Linked DNA regions of Homo sapiens: region 2 is linked to region 1. Evidence: chromatin loops called from intact Hi-C (ENCODE). Cell type or tissue: dorsolateral prefrontal cortex. All regions are shown on one strand.

Evidence for each region. Peaks named below come from ENCODE experiments on the same cell type or tissue, not always from the same donor. Only the 100,000 strongest peaks of a DNase experiment are listed, where the experiment ranks them.
Region 2: a loop joins it to region 1, with 8 times the contacts of the local background. A loop is called at or near these places in 100 of 110 quality-filtered maps.

The regions. Positions count from the first base shown.
Region 1 is chr13:25,571,017-25,579,016 of GRCh38, reverse strand. It overlaps ATP8A2 (ATPase phospholipid transporting 8A2), which reads right to left. Exons shown (of 37, transcript NM_016529.6): 18 at 7,325-7,407; 19 at 4,160-4,209; 20 at 1,879-1,948; 21 at 118-202. Among named protein-coding and RNA genes, the nearest start is that of ATP8A2, 200 kb to the right of the region's middle. RefSeq lists an enhancer at 4,427-4,476. In dorsolateral prefrontal cortex, CTCF peaks have their summits at 4,188 and 4,387 (motif pointing left); a DNase peak (open chromatin) is centred at 4,396.
Region 2 is chr13:26,058,151-26,066,150 of GRCh38, reverse strand. It overlaps LINC00415 (long intergenic non-protein coding RNA 415), which reads left to right and starts at 6,629. Exons shown (of 2, transcript NR_146971.1): 1 at 6,629-6,682. In dorsolateral prefrontal cortex, CTCF peaks have their summits at 2,913 and 3,113 (motif pointing right); a DNase peak (open chromatin) is centred at 3,130; H3K27ac peaks cover 389 bases; H3K27me3 peaks cover 891 bases.

The sequences.
Region 1 (8,000 bases):
CATGGGCACAGGAGGGGATGGGGCAGGCACTGGAAGAATGTGCCCCTGGAAATCAAGACAACATGCTTGAAAGTACAGCTCCAATGGCCAAAAACAGCATTTCCAAATTCCACTTACCTTCCGTGGCAAAGTATTCCAGATGGCATAATGTTTCCTCCATATATTTTGAGTCTTTTGAAAGTCTCTCAAAAATCACATTATCCTATAAAATAGGGAAACATTGTGACTGGCAAAGCCTTCAGTAAACCTTCCAGCCAGCATACTAAGCATGGCTTTGTTTCTGTTTATCTAACATGCATGAGAATACCCGAGTGGGTAAGTAGGAATTTAGCATTTGGCTGGGCTCAGGCATGAGCTTTGGAAAACAAATTGGGTATGAATGTGTCCAACAAAACCAAAATCTGTTATCTTAAAAGCCAAACAAAAATATGCTGGGGAGAACCAGAAATACAGGAGAATCATTGGAATACATGGGGGCCTATATTCACCAAAATTTGCAAAACTCATATCCCAAAGTTTATCAGGCGTTTGCGCAGAAGGAGAAAGGGTAAAATGCACATCCCAAATTACTCAAGTACAATCCTGCCTCCCAATACGGGAGGAGCTCCTAAGCACAGAGGGCACAACCCATTGGGCGCTGAACTCAGTTCTGCCAAGAAACACACAGGTGCACAGCCCATCTGCCTATGACTATTTCCATGACTGACAAGAAGGGTTGGGGGACCAGATCCCACAGATAATCCATCAAATGTGTTACAAATTGCATAGTTTTAGGCTATTACAAAAATTTTTTTAAACTGAGTTTGGTTTTGGAGAGAATTAAATCCTATAAAAATACAACACACCTTTGCAACATTTTCGTATGTACCTCTTCTATACTGACAGCCCTCCTCTCTCTACCACCTCACACTGACACCTGTTGTACTCGATGTGGTACTTAGAACACAATGGCAAATGAATAAACAAAAAGTTTCAAAAATATATCATATGAGAACAAAACCTAGATGAGCTTAATTGAAGTCATTTTACCATAAACACAGAATTCTTTAGCGAGTCCAAATATAATGCCTTTAGAATTCCCATGCATTCCTTCATTTGTAAAAAGCTCTACTCATCGTGTACTCAAATAAAACCACCCTTCTTGCCACAACTGGTAAAGATTAGTAATACTGTCAACCACTAATTAATCCTAGGAGAGCTCTGTATTCTTGACATAGTCAAATAAAATAAGTTTAATAATTCTTTCCCTCGATACATAAGACTAAAATTTAACAGGATCTAGTTCTATAAGTAAGACTCATAAGCAATAACATCTTTCCTTTGAGATAAACCATTTAGATTTGGTTACTAGAAGGTATACAGGACAAAAAGCCTGACCTAGGAAACTGACTAAAAGGGGCAGTAATAATGCAGCTACACATGGACATTGCCTTTGTACCTAAAACACGTCTCTCTATAATGTATGAGAAAAAAACATAACAATTGAGAAGAAGAGGTGCTAGAGAACCAATATATATCAGAATACTCAAGATTATCATAGGTCAACACAAATTACTTTGTCTTCCCAAAGTCAAAACACAATGCTGGTAAAACTGGAATAAGAATTCCCATTCAAGGATTTTGCATGACACGTGGAGTCACTGTTTCTGAAACCAACGATTTCAGTAAGCTTTTCACTGACCATCTTTGCCACACTGCCCTGAACCACCATTATCTTCAGTGGGCTTTTACTACTAAGTCAACTTCACAGCCTACCTGAAACAGTCTTTCAACTCTGGACAAACAATCAGGGAATGATGAGGAAAGCAGTTAGGAAAAGCGGCAGATTAACAAAGCTGCCAAGAACTCCGCTACGCACAACGCTTCTCCGGTACTTACAGCCCCTTTACAGTAAAGCCGAAGTCGTCCTGAAGGAGTTCGAACAATTACAGACATTCTTTTTCTGTCACTGGGAGAGTGAAAAAAAAAAAGTCATCATTGGTCTGTTTACAGGATGCATATCCCACAGCTGAACACCAATCAAAACAAAAGGGGGTCTGGGGTTCCTAAAAATGAACAAGGTCTATCTTTCCCTGCCTTTTTCTTCAAAGTAGGACCTAACTGTGTATCTCCTACTCTTTTTATTTACATCTAATGAACATAAGCCTATTTCTTTCCCTGCCATGAAAATAGACTAGGACCGCTATTTGCAGTAGGAAAAACAGAAAAGGAGAATTCCAGCACTGACAGTCCACATCTGATTGACTTCTGACTCTACTCTCTAAAAATATTCTTTATTTTCCACCTCTAAGCTATCAAGTAACTTGCCCAGTAGGTAGGAAAGTGGGAGACTCAGTATAGATCCACTTAACTCAGAAGCTCCTCCCTGTGTCATCTTTTAATTGGAGTAGAAAGAAATCACAAACCCGCAGAACACTCCCAATTTAGCACCAAGGAACTCTCTCTCCCCTCACCGCAGCATCTACACTTCCTCACACGTCTTTCCTCATGGCCCATCCTCACTCACCGAGCCCTCAGTGAGTCTCCACCGCCTATGAATTCTTCTTACTGCTCTCCGTCCACCTGTGCAGCCTCACCTCATCTCCCACCAACCCTCCCATGAACCACCACCAGGCTTCGAGCACACACGGGACTCACCATTCTCCTCTTCTACACATTCTGATCCTCCTTTGCCAACATTTCATCCTCCTGAAGCACACTCCAACTACAGAGGGCCCTAGACCACCCATCTCTGTGGCCTTTCAGTGTGGTGGTTCCCAATGGACTATAAGTCTCTAAGAGTCGGGGAGAGTCTCTCTTCAGCTCTGGGTAAATTCCCACATCCTAACCTATAGTGCTCTAGCTGACCTGGATTTGCATTCTCTCTCAACTATCTTAGAGGTGGGCACTCCTAGCAGTTCTTGAAACCCGTGTTTCAGTTTCTCAATGTGTAAAGCAAGTACTTCGCGGGAGTATTATCAAGATTAAGTGGCACTGGGAAAGAGATGAGTCCATGAAAAAGAAATAGACTCACCACTGTAACCACAAATTATCTTTCTGTTCTTTCTTATTCTCCCATATATACATTTTAATACATCCTTGTGTCTCTACCAATATTCACCTGTTTTTATCTAACTCCCTTTTCTCCTCCTCCTTGCCTGTCCAATAACTGCTGGTCCCAGTTAATGTAATCACAGGGCACTGCACAGTTTCCAATAAAAGATGAAGCACACAGTTTGGAGAGATGCCTAGCACGTCGCTCACCTCCACACGCAGGGACACTGTCACCACTTCCTACATGAGCCACCACCGTAATCAGCCATCCCTCCTCCCCTCCCCATGGTTCCAAGTCGATGCCTGCAAACCTAAAACTAAAGACTAGGGCTGGAAAGTATTTCCTACACAAAGATAAAAAACTAATCCTTATTAAAAATAGTTTATAAAGCAGACAGAGCTTTATAACACTGTTTAACAAAGGTTATTCAAAAATCCACCTAATTTTAATAATAGGAAAAGATGCCTTTGAGATAGCAACAGAACTTTGCTTTAGTACTGACAATTCCATGTTAAAAAGAGGCAAAGAAACAAAAAATTAAGATATGTTTCCTTATAACCAACTATGAATGTTCTATGTGAACAAAAAAGTCCAACAAATATTCCTGGGTCTAACTTTTTAAAATTGTACTGGGGAAGAATGCTTCCGAATAAGTCCAGGAAAACTTCCCTACGTGGACCCAGCCTCTAATGGGATGAACTGATCTCATCTGTCATCATTTGTCAGTTTCTCAGATCTCCAGAGGAGTGCTCAAATGGAGCAAGAGGAATGACCTCATGGGACTTGGGAAACGCCAATGAAAATAATGCCCCCATCACATGCTCCAAACTATTCAGACATGTCTGCAGCTGCTGATGCAAGAACATCAGGCTCTGGAAATCTAAAGAAAAAGGAGGACATGGAAGTAGAGCATTTCTCTTGAATAAAACAAAGAAAAATAACCTACTTCACTTTCTTTAATGAAAGTCACAAATTCCAAGAAGAAAAGAGTTTATGGAGATACATTTATTATATTTAATACTTAAGTAATATATTGAATCATACCATACAATCATGTAAACACTCTGATGAAGCTGGTAAATAAATATAATTATTTTATTTCAAACGTATGAAAGAGAAACATACCTAGAAAATTCCAGGACATTAAGGATTCCGAATGTTTGTTCCTGTCCCATCTAAAGGAAGAAAAATAGGCTCTTAACCGAGGTGCAAAGTATTAAAATCTCAAAGCAATTGTCTCCCAAGCATAAACAGACATATATATGCTCTCTCTCTCTCTTCCCACCTTCTAGCCCTTTGCAACATGTACTGTTTTCTCACAAGTCTGGTGGGGTCAGAGCTCCCTCTTCTGGTGGAAGCTTCTCACGTTTCTTCAGTGCTAACAGTTGGGGAGTGCAGGCACTTCCAAGAGATGGAGATAGAGGACACCAGCTGCACAGGTCCGTCAGAAACCTTTGGCCCAGTTATGCTTCTGAATTCAGGATTTTACAAATTATATAGACATATTCTAGACCATCTATCATAATGTCCCCAGCAGGGTCTGGGGTAACATGCTGGTACACAACACATCCGCTTTCTACAGCAAAATGTATGCATATCAGGAAATGAGATTCATAAAGATCATAAACAGCTTCATGTCAGTTCTGATTAGGTTTTGCTGCCAAATAACTCTTCACCAAATTTAGGAAAAATCTTTTGGAATTCAAAGGCATTTGGGTTTCGAATTTGCAGATAAGAGATGGTGAATCTGTACCTGGTCTCAGAGCAATCAATCAAACGCTCTTTTTCTTTGGGTTCTTTCAAGTTAGAATGTCAATATTCACAATTTTTTCCATCTAAAAATTCCAGATGGTGCGCATGCTATTTTCAGATTTTTAATCTAATCTTTTCATTTCCCCAACACTTCACAGTGGAAAGAACATGGCCTTTGGCACCCAATACATGTGAGTTTGAATCCAGTTTCTGCCTCTAAGTGTGTGACTTTCTTATGCATGGCAAAAGCACTCATCTCTTAGGGCTCAGAGAAGTAATCAATGAAGTAACACATTCAAATTACCAAGTATATGACGGAATCATTATCTTCATTCACACCCACAACTCTCCACTCCTTCTCTTTGCATCCTACAAAACAACTAATGATCCACTTCATCCAGCCTTCATCAATCTTTATTCACTTCTCTGGATCCACGAGTTCCGAGTTCCCTTTCTCCACAGCCTGTCCTAACTTTCCATCATATCCCCATTCAGAAGACACCCAGTGCTACTACCACCACCCAGCACCAGGGCTGCCACTCCCAGGAGCCACCCCCTCTCTCACAGTTATATCAACCACGTCCACATGCAGCCCATGGATGTGGCTGTTCTGACTATTGGCGAGGACATTTCATGTAAATATGTAGGAATTTGAGAATTTGTTCCTGACTTGGTAGTACTGCAGTAAGTTTTTTCTTTTACTTATATGCAAAACCTATAATTTGAGAATTGGTGGTTTGATGAATGGTTGAGTAGGATTCTTTTTATTACTGTTATCTACGAGTCCTAACTAATCAGGCAGTCTTTTGTGACCCCCAGAAATATGACCTTAAAACTTTAATGAGGTAACAAAGAGGTGTCAATGCAGCATTATAACACCAGGAGGACAACACCAATAGGCTCTCTAGGTTCCACATTTATTTGGCATTGTGAGTGAAGTGGAAGCGCCTGTTCTCTTCTGTCTCTCTCACCTATGATCCAAGCTCCCCAACCCCCAACCTCCATTTTTGCAATGCAGAGACATGCGGTGGCACCCACACAACTGAAAATCCTATAGTTCAGATTAAAATTCTCCTCCAACTGAAGGGGGGAAAAAGACCTCATTTTTAAAAAAGCTTCTGTACGGGAAATTCTATATTCAATCAGTACTTCATTCCACTTTTAATGATGGTACATTTCCTTAAGCTAAATTCCCTTTGTTGACTAAAATAAGCATAGTAAAAGTAAACATGATCACATGATCTCATCTCTGTACTCCATAAGAAACTGAAGATGCCAATAAATGGGTACTTTGTATAAGATAAGATATTTTATAGGTTTTGCATATAACTAAAAGAAAAAACTTACTACAGTACTCCCAAGTCAGGAACCATACGAAGTTATTATACCATTTGGAAGTGAATTTCAAATGCATTAAAGGTCTATGGATTTAAGGATGCATCCATAAAGCCAAAAACTATAATCCCTGCGTCTTCCCCAAATGGAGGAGTAGGGAAAGGCAAGGGATGGCAGGGACTAGCCCCAGACCCTTATCATCAATGCAGACAACAATAAAACAGCCCTTCTAACTGGTCATCATGAAAAACACCACTGCCTCACCAGTCATAACCATCATTTTCCCCTGTTGCCCATTCCAAGGGTCTGTATTTGACCTCCTATTTGATATAATTATTTTCCTATCACTAAATTTCTCCCTTTGGCCTGTAGGTAAGGAAACTCAGAAAAAATCAGAAAACATGTAAACCCCTTGACTCCAGTTGCAGGGGGGATCCCTCATATAGATAAAAGAGATCAAAGCCCGGCACAGTGGCTCACGCCTGTCCCAGCACTTTGGGAGGCCAAGGCGGGTGGACCACTTGAGGTCAGGAATTTGAGATCAGCCTGGCCAACATGGCAAAACCTCGTCTCTACTAAAAATACAAAAATTAGTCAGGCGTGGTGGCACGTGCCTGTAGTCAGTCCCAGCTACTCCGGAGGCTGAGGCAGGAGAATTGCTTGAACCTGGGAAGCAGAGGTTGCAGTGAGCCGAGATTGCACCACTGCACTCTAGCCTGGACAACAGAGTGAGACCCTGTCTCAAAAAGAGAGAGAGAGAGAGAGAGAGAGATCTTAACGCTGACTCCTCTCCCAGCTGAAGAGACTGAAGCCCAGTGGACTGTGAGGCTTCATTGAGTAAGAACTCTTAGGCTCTGAGGCTACAAAGAGATGTGGAACCTGCCCTCAAAGACAAGTGGGCCGCTAAGTTATTTTCCCAATTATTATAGAACAAAGAGTAGATTCGTGAAGTTCTTTGCTACAAATAATTTCACATCAGTGTATGAAAGACATGTGGAAAAGCATCTTGAAGGGGAAAACAATACTGCAATGCAAAACAACTCGAACAAGCTAATATAATCACATTAACTCCAGTTTGTCACAGGTCTTAATTTTTCACTGAAAGAGAAATTTAGCTATCATATTTACAATAGACATGCCATTTCACACACACAATCTTCACAAAAGCAGGTGATCTGAAATGTGCACACGCATGTTACTCACCGCTTCTATGATGACTGAGAATGGTGTTCTGGCTGTGAAGACAAAGCCCAGCTTTTTAGCTCCTTTCACCAAAGCAGCTTCATCTGTCAAGTGGGAGTTGGTGAAACATTGACATATCACTGGTAGTGACAGAATTCTGTTTAGTGTCACTTTTCAAATTAACAAAATCCGCTCTACTGAAGGAGGCCTGGTGTTATCTGCATAATAGTAAAGACTCAGGATAGAGAAGCACTTGCTTTTCCTACCACCAGGGTTCTGAAATGAGCACTCCTGTTAGATGGGAGGCTTGGATATATGCTAATTCACCAGGACAAGAATGATTTCTATTCCTGCTATTCTCGCTTGGGATCAAGTTCTCTCCAATGAACCTAATAGTCCCATGACTCCCACCAAACATCTCCTCTGAGCAAGGCAGTATTTTAGTTGTGCTGTGGGATTCCCAAGCCTCAGGAAGTGGGTAGAGAGTACCCCCATGCACAGCTTCCCCAGCAGGCGGAAAATCTATGAGGTGGGGAGGATGAGGAAGAAGCCAGCTCTGTTCTTTCTTCAGAGCTCTGTCAAGCCCAATCACCTCTGCTGGGAGATGCAACATAACCGGGGTCCTCCCTTTGCTGTTAAAAAAGAGTCATGAGAGTCAGGAGAGCCCATCCCGGGCTCTCTACGGCTTTGCACCTGT
Region 2 (8,000 bases), 490 kb before region 1:
CAAAGATGATGTATAACATACTTTGTCGTAGAATGATTTGGGAGTTTTTCCTCCTTGTGATTTTTTCTTTTTTGAGACAGAATCTCACATTGTCACAGAGGCTGGAGTGTGGTGGTGCAATCACAGCTCACTGAAGCCTCAACCTCCTAAACTCAAGTGATCCTCCTTCTTCAGCTCCCCTAGTAGCTACGACTACAGGCTCATACCACCACACCTAGCTACATTATTTTTTTTGTAGAGACAGCGGTCTTACTATGTTGCCCAGGCTGGTCTCGAACTCCTGGCTTCAAGCGATCCTCCTGTCTTCGCCTCCCAAAGTGCTAGGATTACAGGCGTGAGCCACCATACCCGGCCTATTAATCTTTTTTATTCTGCCATGTATTATCATTTAAATTTCTATGTATGTTTGTGGACCCAAAAAAGAATATGTATCCTAAAACATGCATTCTTTTACATAAGATTAATGACTTTTGCGCTCACCACAGTCTTGCAATAAGAAGTATGAATTCGGCCGGGCGCGGTAGCTCACGCCTGTAATCCCAGCACTTTGGGAAGCCCAGGCGGGCAGATCAGGAGGTCAGGAGATGGAGACCATCCTGGCTAATACGGTGAAATCCTGTCTCCACTAAAAATACAAAAAATTAGCCGGGCGTGGTGGCGGGTGCTGGTAGTCCCAGCTACTCGGAAGGCTGAGGCAGGAGAATGGCGTGAACTCAGGAGGTGGAGCTTGCAGTGAGCTGAGATCGCGCCACTGCACTACAGCCTGGGTGACAGAGCGAGAGTCCGCCTCAAAAAAAAAAAAAGTATGAATTCATACTTGGACTGATAGAATTCCAATCTCTAAACACTTAAAGGAGGTTTTTCATTCCAGGTTTCATGTAGAATGTTCGCCTATATTTAAAAGTGAACACTGTATTGTCCAGGCGCGGTGGCTCAAGCCTGTAATCACAGCACTTTGGGAGGCCGAGGCAGGTGCATCACCTGAGGTCGGGAGCTCAAGATCAGCCTGGCCAACATGGCGAAATCTCATCTCTGCTAAAAATACAAAAAATTAGCCTGGTATGGTGGTGGGCACCTGTAATTCCAGCTCCTCGGGAGGCTGAGGCAGGACAATGGCTTGAACCTGGGAGGTGGAGGCTGCAGTGAGCTGAGATCACACCAACGCACTCCAGCCTGGGCGACAGGGTGAGACTCTGTCTCAAAATAATAATAATAATAATAATAATAATAATAATAATAATAATGAGAAGAAGAAGAAGTATGAATTCATACTTTGACTGACTGATAGAATTCCAATCTCTAAACACTTACAGGAGGTTTTTCACTCCAAGTTTCATGTTGAATGTTTATCTATATTTAAAAGTGAAAACTGTATTATAATATTAACAACAAATTAAAATGTCACACCATCTTTGTATCAGTGATGTTCTTATAATGATTAGATACACTGGTAACCTATGCAAGTAGATGACCATTGATCTGATGCAAGTTCAGGGGTGACATAAAGCAGGTTTCCAGAGAGGAAGCAAAGGCAGACAGCAGGATTTCAGCTGAACACGAGGCCAAAGCTGAGCTCTGGGTGTCTCTATGACCCCAAATGGTGCTTAGAAGATGAAATGAGCGATGTATGTAGAGAATATTGGGCGCACAGTAGGTCTTTGATAAATGGCAGGTCTTCTTTTTCACTATTTTTCCCTTTGGTCAGAATTAGTTATAACACTGCACTGTATTTTTTTTTTCTTTTTTTGAGATGGAGTCTCGCTCTGTTGCCCAGGCTGGAGTCCAGTGGCACGATCTCCACTCACAGCAACCTCTGCCTCCCAGGTTCAAGTGACTCTCCTGCCTCAGCCTCCCAAGTAGCTAGGATTACAGGCATAAGCCACCATACCCAGCTAATTTTTGTATTTTTAGTAGAGATGGGGTTTCACCATGTTGTCCAGGCTGGCCTCAAACTCCTGAGATCAAGAGCCCACCTCCCAAAGCACTGGGATTACAGGTGTGAGCCCCATGCCTGGCCCTGCATTGTATTTTAACCCTCAGTGAAACTTATCAGCAAAGCTTCTTGAGTCAAAGTATAGATGAGGTTAAGGACAGGGAATATCTATGCAAAAAGGATCCTAGTCCCTGGGAGATTTAAACTTGATGTTGTGTAGAAACCTGTCTCCATGCGTTGTTGCTTCAGTTATCCAAAACCTTCATGTTTCTCACTGTTGAGACAGTCACTACCATGGCATCATGACAATTATTTCACCTCTTTTAAGAGTATGTTGCAAATATTGTTAAACCCAGAAGAGGCCAAAGTATATGGAATCTATAGATAGGATCTGTAGAATTGTTTATGATGATTTTTAAAAACTAAAAAGATAACTGTTAATTTTGGATTTAAACCATGTACTCATTATAGCCCCCTCCAGGTCTAGAATAATTAGAAATCTAAATAGATCATTTGTTTCCACAAATAGGTTCCATCTCAGGAGCAAATAGAAAAATGTGACTACATAGACATATTTCTAGATACATTTCTAAATTTAATATTTGTGTGTCAGATTAGTTTAAATAGCATGGCTGCACATTTTTTTTTAAAAAGTGAATACATTAGTGGCTCATTCTTAATTCACTCATTCAACAAGAAACTGTGTGGTCTGTGGATGATACGAAGATGAACTGAACTCAGTTCTTGTCTTCAAGATGCGTAGATCTCAGAGCTGGTGACTTGGAGAAAAGTTACCTAAAATGTAAAGTAAAATCGCAATAATCAGACCATGGCTCCCTGTGCCTAACCCCACCCCCACCTGCCCCCCAGTGTTCCCCCCACCTCTTTCTTCTCTGCCTGTGTCACCTGGCCATAAAACCTTGGCCTGCATACTCCTGATGTGGGCATCACAGATCGGCATTCCAGGAAAGCACAGGATGTCATTTTCGCTTTGTAGTCATCTTCCTTCTGATCCTGTAAATTGCTTTTTTCTATGGAGGTAGTACATTTTCATGGGTATAACATTCATGCATTTCTTTTGCTGAAATCAATCTAATGCTCCAACGGCTCTATGTTATGTAACTGATTGTAACAATGGGTGTATTCAGTTTAAACCTCTCAAGACCAACTTTTGGCCAGAAGATGGAGTGCAAGAGCCAAAGCCAGGAAATCTTAGGCCCGTTATGGTGTTCATGTATTTTTCTCTGAATGGAAAGACCTAAAATTGTATTCAGTTTAGCACTTAGGCCCAAAGTTCAGCCTCATAATATGTGTGAAGTCAGCCAAGCTGCTAGCAGTGGGCTGCCCAAATAGTATTTCACTAAGCATAGGATTTAGATTTAATAATTTGTTGAAAACAGGGAAAAATCAATGACCAGTGCAAGAGAATGGTTTGGGTTCTGTCATACCAAACAATGTAAAACTAGTAATGATGGTGCTTTTGTCTACAAGTCTATATGACAGATAGCCCCAAATCAGAAGGAGCAGGGTTAATTCAATTTTGCGAGTCACCATGTGGACATAAAATGGATCACCCAGAATCTTAACAATCAGTGGTTCTTTCGTACTATTCTTAATTTTCGCAACTTTTTTCTCTATTTTGAAATTACTTGCATATAAAAAGTAAAAAAAAAAACAAAAAACAGAGTTTCTAATTCATTTTAGTCAATTAGGCATAGCATGATTTTATCACTCAGTAAAAACTAGAGCACTTAAACTGCCCTTAACCTACTTCTTAGTGGTGGGAAAACAATCAGTGTTGAAGTTTGCTGAGATCAATAGCTCATGGCGAAATTAATTAAGGGAGTGTGAAAATTTGATACACATCAATGATCAGAATCCCAACTTTTCTTTATTCTTGGAATCTTGGAATCTCCAGTGAGTTGGAGACAAAGCAACAATGTCAGAATATTTCCGTAGGGAGGTAGTGTTTTCTTACCATGACACACAAACAGGCGGAGACGATCTGCTCTTGGATTTCTCTAGTCATCTTTTAGAAAGACTTCTGGCTTAGTGAGCTTGCTCCCTACTCATGACTCAGACACCACAATGCTAGCTCACACTAGAGTTCAACAACTGGAGGACTGTGCTTCCTGTAATTGGAAGGCTAAATGTATTCCAACACTTGGATTGTAAAGTAAACCAAGCTCCAATCTTCAGTTTCGCTTCTAAGACTACCAAACAGGACCCACCGTAATGAATAAAACAGCAGTGAGTGCTGTGCCGTGGGACTGGTTACCCATTTTTTATTACTTGGAGTTGGCTTAATCTTTCTCTTCCTATCAAATGACATATGGAGTATATTTTCTCAAAAATTAGGCTGAGTTTGGCAGTCTGGTATAGATTTTGGAGATTTATGAATGAGTTCAAAAGGAAGTGGTTTGCTTTTTGGTTTGGGGCGTTTTGTTTCTTTGTTTATTTGTGTTTTGTTGTTTTTGACATTTCTTAGCACCTATTACCCATTCTCTACCATGGGATAGTGAATATTCAAGTGCATCTGAAATAGTACAACAGACGTTGGAAGTTCAATATCAAGAGCAGAGTTTGCCTCTCCTGTGGTTTCAGCACTCAGTATCGTGACCACTGCTTTCAATCCAGTTGGCGAGATTTCTCCAAGTGGGGAGAGATACGGATTTTACTGCACTCCATAAATATGACCATTTATAGGCCCCAACATATTTATGTTCCCATTCATTCAGTGCTCACTTAAACTGTCCAATTTGCTTGACCTGGTCTATAAATGTAAATTGCCTACATCTGAAACTGACTCCTGCTTTCCAGAGTGCAGAAGTCGGAACTGTGTTACTCCCACAGATCACTGGGTCTCCAGGCAGCAGCCCTGCGGCAAGTCACTCTTCACTCTCCCTTTCTTCACACTCTCAAAAGCACTAAAAATGCTTATTGTTCCAAAGCATTAATTGAAATACTATTGGAATCAGTTACCAGATACATTTAATAGCAGTAACAATTTTGTCTTGTTTAAAAATCTTTTTAGGCTGGATGTGGTGGCTTAACGCCTGTAATCCCAGCACTTTGGGAGGCGGAGGCAAGTGGATCACCTGAGGTCAGGAGCTTGAGACTAACCTGGCCAACACGGTGAAACCCCGTCTCTACTAAAAATACAAAAATTAGCCAGGTGTGGTGGCACATGCCTGTAATCCCAGCTACTCAGAGGGCTGAGGCAGAATTGCTTGAATCTGGGAGGCAGAGGTTGCAGTGAGCCGAGACCTCACCACTGCACTCCAGCCTGGGTGACAGAGCCAGACCCTGTCTCAAATCATCATCATCATCATCATCATCTTTTTATTGGTTTGAGGAAGTCAGGAAGCTTGACCCATGTCAAAAGAAGAAATATCAACCATGTTTGCTGTTTTCTTTATGACAAGCCTAAAAATGTTTCACTGTATAGTAAGGTAGAAAGAAATCCTAGTAAGAAGTCTCCAGGATTTTAACCAGTGCTGGCCCTCTCCACTGGCATAGTAATATCCTAAGTCTCCCCCTCTCCTTCTAAAGCTAAAGGTGATTTCACGAGTCTTTAAGAAACAGAGGGTTTGGGAGATCTCCTGACCTCTCGAGTCATCTGCATGACTGCTTCTGCATCTATGCTGGTTGGAGAGTGTTCTTTAAATATCACTTTTCTGTAATTCAACTCCGCTTCCTCTCGTCTGTCTTCTCTGTACCCAGGGCCCTCCTAAAATATTCCTTCAAGTTGTTGAAGATAGTTCTGGAGCAACTTCCCCCTTTACTTTCTTTGTGCATAATAATAATCATCTTAAACTTTTCTATACTTTCTGCTTTGCATTTTTCTAATATTTTCTTCTGGGCCTCATGTCTCCAAAATAAATTGTTCCACTTCCAGGAATAAAGTAACTAAAAATATGTACACCTAATAAAACCAAACCGCTGTGCACCAAAAAGGAAATTAGTAATAGAAATTAAGAATGCCAGTGCTTTGTGGATTTTTTTCTGATAAGACATTGCATCTTATTTGTGTAACATTAGAAAACAGTTCATTGAAAACAAAAACTGGAAAAGGCTTTGTGTTAAAATACTTGGATAACATTGTGCATAGGCTGGAAATTTCTTTTTAGGAAATTTTAGAAAAGCAGATGAAGCGAAACCTTTTTTTTTTTTTTTTTTTACCTTACTTAATAATGTATTTATTAGACGAGACACTATAATGATGTCAAAAAATTTAGCACAATGCCTGGTACATACCAGATGCTCAATAAATAGTGGCTATTAGCTGATTGAACTTCACCTGTTCAAGTACATTTTCTAATGTAAAAACATTAAAAAACAAACAAACAAAAAAACCCTTCCTTCTAATTCGGTAATGAAGGTAGTTAGTTGGAGACTCTCCCGATAACTGTTATATAAGAATCAACAATATGAAGCCAGAAGTGTACTGAATGCTGTAAAGCTGCGAAATGGTCTGAAATACTCAACGAGTCTTAAGGTGTTACTGGGACATTTCAGAATATGGAACATTTTCAGAATATGGAACTTGTTAAACATTGTCCTGCCCTTTTGGATACCACACAATGCAGAACATTCTCTGTTTATTCTTTCATCGGAGACATTTTGAGGAAAGGCAGAGGTGGGGTACTACTCAAGGACTCTTTAAACAAACATGAAGTTTAATTCAATTGTTTCCTGAGAGGTTGACTTCTTCCAAAAGCCAAAGAAAATCTCTTACTAATCCAAAAGGTACAAAAATGAGGTTGAAACCATAGAACGAGGGAGGGCTTGGTTTGAAAAAGTTAACGTATTTGGACAGGGATAATTATGAGCACTGTGAGGCTGCGCTGTGAAGGCAGTAATTCTGCTTCTGTTAAAATAAGCAGCACAATGATTCTTTTATCTTTTTATGTTTTTACCAGGAGGCTGCTAAGGCAGCTTTGATAAAGGGAGTTCCTATTTATACCAAATCTAAACACCCAGGATCAATGGGACTTTTTTCCCTATGACCTGATCATATAAAAACAATGATTTTAATAATGAGAAATCTCAAGGAAACTATAATCCAAAAATGCCTTCTGAATTATTTTAATTAAAAATATGAAATTATATTCAAGCAATCTAGTTTCTCAGCCTGAATGTAAAACAATATAATTTCGTACAAAACATTTCTCTACCTCCTCTTGCTCCATCCCACTCAGAAATGTTTCTCCACTGTGGGAATCCCTGAAAGTGTCTCCAGGTGCTTCTCGAACTCATATTCCTGGTAAGCAGGAAGTGGGCACAGTTTCCTCGTCCCTCCTCTAGCTCTCAGCCATGCCTTCTATTCTGAGAGCAGAAGTCTGGGAGATACAGCTAGTGTCTGCTGAAGGCACTGGTACTGCCACTGTCCACCAATACTGAACATGAAGCAGCTACAACCAAAGTGAAGACCGCTAATGACAGCACGTAGCTGCCACGTCCTACCATCCATCTGTGGATAGCTTACATTTTTCTTTCACATGGTAATGGAGAGGAAACAACTTGTTCCTTTTTTGCATCTTCTTTCATTGCAAAACTCTTATTTTAAGCCTCAAATCTGTGGGGGCAGGACCATGGGAGGCTATGTACTAGTAATCACCTTCCCTCTGAAACCACTCTCCAAGGATTTATTCCCAAGCATCAGTTATTTTTATTTATTTATTTTTGAGATGGAATCTAGCTCTGTCGTCCAGGCTGGAGTGCAGTGGCACAATTTCAGCTCACTGCAACAGCCACCTCCTGGGTTCAGGTGATTCTCATCCCTCAGCCTCCCTAGTAGCTAGGATTACAGGTGTGCACCACCACACCTGGCTAGTTTTTGTATCTTTAGTAGAGACAGGGTTTCACCATATTGGCCAGGCTGGTTCCTGAGCTCAAGTGATCCCCCCCCGCCTTGGCCTCCCAAAATGCTGGGATTACAGGCGTGAGCCACTGGGTGCAACCAAGCATCGGTTATTTTTTTTTCCCCTAGTCTTATCAGATAGCCTATATCTGAGCTGCTGTACAGTACTCAGAATGTTTTTCACATTTAGGTAATTTCATTGAT